Regions from separate parts of the Homo sapiens genome. Here region 1 is linked to region 2. Evidence: chromatin loops called from intact Hi-C (ENCODE). Cell type or tissue: PC-3. All regions are shown on one strand.

Region 1 (2,500 bases), 63 kb before region 2:
AGACGGGTTTCACAGTGTTAGCCAGGATTGCCTCAATCTCCTGACCCTCGTGATCTGCCCGCCTCGGCCTCCCAAAGTTCTGTGTTTACTGGCATAAGCCACAGCGCCCGGCCCTTTTTCCTTGTTTCTAAGTGGAGATATGAATCAACTCTTGTCCAACAAAATTGTAAAGATAAAATGAAATATACATAAAGAATATAATGCAGTGTAGAATATATTGTAGATGCTCAATAAATAGCTAGTGCTGATCTTATTTTTAACAGTAACCAATAATTGTGAAGTTGAATGTATATTCTCTATTAAAACCCAACAACCATCCAATCAATTTATCACTTAGGGAGCTATTCTGTGTCTTCTTTAATGAAAGCTGTTTTGTTTTCTTCTTTACAAAAATAGGAGACTATGAATAGAGAGATTAAACACTAGAAAAATTAATTCTCTAATACTGTCAATTATATGTTTACTTGGACTTTGATATGAGGGCCCTGAAAACGCAGTAAGTTATATATTTCTGATAAGCACAATCCTCCACAAAGAGCACATGGGCAGGCAGTGATTTAGACTCAGGGTTCTAACATTTTACACCTTACACTACATGACTACCCTATGAAATATCTGAAATGAAACTATGATTCCAATAGAAAGCAAAAGCTTGCCTTTTTGAGGATATAAATGTGCCTTTAGGTTTTACATTTAAAGTTACGAGTAATCATCAAAAGCATTGATGTTTGACAAATGACTATGTTGCACAGGTCTGCCTCGACTAGCCCATAAAGGAGTCCTTACTACCTCAAGCATTCTCTGCCACATCTTAAGTTTTTATTGTCCTTAAGGCATGTTTCTCTATCTGAAATGTTGCTTTCTGACTTCTTCATGAGAACAGAGACCTAGGCTATCCTGTTCTGCTTTATGTCTAGTATTTCCTAGAACAGAGCCTGATAGATAACTAAATGATCACACAGGTACAGAAAAGCATGCATATAAAAGTGGTAGATGTGAGAATTAAATGACATGATATACTCAAACTACTTTTAAAAATGCATTTTACTATGGTAGCAATTATTATTGTTGTTTGCATTATTATTGCTACTATTAAGAATGATGGATACAGTGGTTCACACACAGTAAATATTTTGGTGATGACAAATATTATTATTTTTCAAATTGACTAGTCTTTGCCATACATGCCTGCACTTAGGACAAGACTGGCAGCCTTTGCATTCAGACTGTGACTACTGCCAACTTTATGTTTACAGTGACTTTGCCAGCCAGAATTTGTAGCTTGGAATGATATCTCTCAAATATTAGAGGCAATAATGTCTCAGATTCCAGAACAAAATGCCAAGTGCTAAATGCCAAGTGCTAAACAAATCAGAAAAGGCAAAAGGAAAACCCACGTACTTCCACTTCCAAGAACATGAAGTAGAAGAGATTTTCTCAATTCTTCCTACTATGTACAAATAAAACCCCTGGGCATTATATATAAAACAAGCATGAGAATACTCTAAAAGTTGGAAGGAAGCAGTTAAAACAACTAGTGACCCTGGGACCCAAGGAACAACATAGCAGTAACTTCTCTAGGTTTTCTTTTGCTTCAAATATTCCAGGGTTGAAGCTGAACAAGCCCAAAACTCAGAAACATCAACAGAGGCACACAAGAACAGCCCTAACTAAAGCCTGTCTTCTTTAGCCAAAGGTCCAGGAAAAGGCAGAAAGAACATTTTTACATTATAACTGTCCTCCTCCAGAAAAACACTGCACAACAATCTGTGACCCTAACCCCACCCAAAAAGACCAAATGAGAGCCTGGAGTTGTACCCTTGTCAGCCTGTAAGGAGGTTCCCCATCCCCCTTGCTCAGACAGTATCAGAAGGAGCCTAGTAGGGAGCTGAAACTTTCATAGACACTAGGCAGTAGTAAAGCCATCCCTCCAACATTGTAACCGTGGAGAAAAATTAGGGAGCTTAGATCTCCACTCCCACCTGATGGCAACAATATCCATCCCTTTCCTGGCTAGGGTGGTATCAGAAGAGGCCTTCTGGAGAGTCAGAACTTTCATACCTGCCCAAGAGTAAAAGTATTGCACCTTCCCACCTTTGCCCCTCATTGTGTCAGTAGAGGCCACATGCACAGTAGCAGTAAAAGTGTATTACTACCCCTTCCAGCCACAGAGCTAACAATGGAGGCTTAGTGGGAAACGGGAACTCCCACTTCCACTCAGCAGTATTGAGGAGCCATGCCCCCTTGAGTGTCAACAGAGACAGCATGGGAAACTGGGAATTTTATCCCCATTTGACAGTGATAAGGCAGTATCCACTCCTCCCTTTCTCCTGCCCCAAAATGTACAGAATTACATAGAAAATCAGTCATATTACCAAGAACCAAAAAGACCTAAAGTAGAGAAAAAAAAATAGAGAATCAATAAATGCTGATATCGTTTAGATCTGCGTCTCCACCCAAATCTCATGTTCAACTGTAATCTCCAGTGTTGAAGGAGGGG
Region 2 (2,500 bases):
AGAGAAGAAAAACCCAAGACTGATTGCTCAGAATCTCCAGGGTAAAAGAAACAAACACATTTTTAAAATCTTCAGCCTCACAAGGTATCCTTTGCCAACCCCCTAAGGAGCAACCTTAGAATCTGCTACAGGCTGCAGCAGCTGCCTGCCCACTTTCTCAGCAGCAAGAAATATGCTAAGCAGTGATTATCAACAGGGAAGAGGATCAAAAGGTTGAGGGAATGATTAAGCAAGATACCATTTCTTCTAAAAACCAGTTTCCTATAGAGGTTGTAAATGATAGAAGCCAGGGTAATCTCAAATTTCAATCAATTACATGTGAAACACATCTATTCTGTGCTCCTTCTGTGGGAGCTCCCACTAGTGTAGTCTTCTGACAACAGGAGCAGCATCAAAGCCAAGGTGATTTGCTGCTGGAGCCTGATCAAGTATGTGTCTGTCCCTTCCAAACCATTAAAAACAACAACAACAACAACCACAAAAACCACAACCCACAAACCCATGTGAGGAGACCAAAGCCAAAGCCAGAGCCAGATTCTCAGTCTTCCTTGCAAAAAGCTTGTAGTAAGATTTCACTTGGAAGTTATCATTGGTACAAGCAATGTTACACTGAGGGAAGGCAATGACTTGCAGAAAAGAATCAGAGTGCGAGGAGGTGTGAGATGTAGAATGGAAATCCCTCTCAATCTGCAGATGCTAGGTAGAGTCTTGTCTTGCTACTTACTGGCTATTTGAGCCTGGCTATTTGAGCCTGGAATCACTGCTAACTTCACTGAACTACACTGTTCTCATTGGGGTGAATGAAATCCATTTCTTGCTCTATTTACAGGATAGTTATGAAGAAATAGAAGGGAGGGAAGATTATAATAACTGAAGACACAACTTATCTCATATTGTCTCATTTAATCTTTATTATAATCCTATGCGGTAGTTATACCATTTTTTTGAAAAAAGTGAAGAAACTTAAAAAGTGAAGAATCCAGAGAGGCTGTGAAATGTCTAAAGTGATAGCTGATAAGTGGCACGAGAAGAGTTCAAGTCTTGACTCAAAAGTTAATATTCTTTTCTCTGTGTTATATCTGTCTTTTTAGACTGTAACATTTTTAAAGGCAGGGGCCATAGTTGTATTTTTCTTGTATCCCTTGCACACATTCATTACATAGTAGGTAAGCAGTAAAGATTTTATGAATAATAAATAATGTCTTTAAGTATATAAACTGGTTCAGCTCAGTTTAGCTAAATAAACATTGAGTATATTTTATTGTCAGACACCTTGTTTCTAACTGGGAGCTAGGGATTCAAAGATAAATAACAGTCATTTCCGGCCCTCAAGGGAGTCACAGTAGAGTGAGAGACACATACAGAAACAAAATCAACCTTCCACAGGTTTTAGTTTTATCTTCTGAGGTTTCAGAGAATTCATGAACTCCTATTTGAACACGTGCTGGAAGTGTCTGAAGTTACCTCTCTGCTAGCCATTGGCCTCACTCAGAGTGGGAGTATGGACTCCTTTAGCTTGTTGCAGAGAATGAGCCATGGTGAACAGAGACAGTTGTTTTCGGTTCCCACTTTGGAATTTCCAGGTAAGTAATCTTTGAGTCTCAAGGTTCAAGTTTTGGAAGGTATGAGGACCCAAATACTCACCATGCTTCTAAAGCTAGCTTTTCTGTCTCTAGTTAGCCTTTGTTTTTTAAGGCTAAACATCAGCAGCATTATTAGAACAAAGAAGAGATTTGAACAAAGTAAAAACTTACAGAGGATTCAAAATGCAGGGAATTAGAAAACACTGCCAAGCACAGAGTAATAATAATACGGCCACTTAGTAGAAAGAAACATAGGTGTCTCTAGGACTAACATGGGCATCAAGGAGACTCTTATGCTGACAAATCCTGAGAATGTAAACACATCAAGGGTACCAGAGTAAACACAAAATTGTCAGGACCTTGTTTCATAATAATTATGGGGCCGGACGTGGTGGCTCACGCCTGTAATCCCACCACTTTGGGAGGCCAAGGCGGGTGGATCACGAAGTCAGGAGATGGAGACCATCCTGGCCAACACGGTGAAACCCCATCTCTACTAAAAATACAAAAAATTAGCCAGGCGTGGTAGCCGGCGCCTGCAGTCCCAGCTACTCGGGAGGCCGAGGCAGGAGAATGGCGTGAACCCGGGCGGCGGAGCTTGCAGTGAGCTGAGATCGCGCCACTGCACTCCAGCCTGGGCAACAAAGCGAGGTTCCGTCTCAAAATAATAATAATTCTTATTAATAATATATTATTATATATTAATAATTATATTTATTAATATTTTATTATTATATTTATTAATATATTATATTATTATTATTATTGTTATGGAAGCATGTAACTATCATGGCCATTGAAGGTTTATTTTATTAGGTCTCTTCCTGACCTAGACAGAGTATCCAATAAGGCTATCAAGTCTCCTCTTGTTCAAATTCGAGGCTTGCCAAGAAATTTGCAGTAGTAAATAAGTAAAT

What was found. Peaks named below come from ENCODE experiments on the same cell type or tissue, not always from the same donor. Only the 100,000 strongest peaks of a DNase experiment are listed, where the experiment ranks them.
Region 1: a loop joins it to region 2, with 7 times the contacts of the local background. A loop is called at or near these places in 2 of 110 quality-filtered maps.

Annotation. Positions count from the first base shown.
Region 1 is chr11:84,802,986-84,805,485 of GRCh38, forward strand. The region is part of intron 6 of DLG2 (discs large MAGUK scaffold protein 2); the gene reads right to left. Among named protein-coding and RNA genes, the nearest start is that of DLG2, 820 kb to the right of the region's middle. In PC-3, no CTCF peak of the experiment used is centred here; a DNase peak (open chromatin) is centred at 1,236.
Region 2 is chr11:84,865,830-84,868,329 of GRCh38, forward strand. The region is part of intron 6 of DLG2 (discs large MAGUK scaffold protein 2); the gene reads right to left. Among named protein-coding and RNA genes, the nearest start is that of DLG2, 760 kb to the right of the region's middle. In PC-3, no CTCF peak of the experiment used is centred here; a DNase peak (open chromatin) is centred at 1,322; H3K4me3 peaks cover 819 bases; H3K27ac peaks cover 1,898 bases.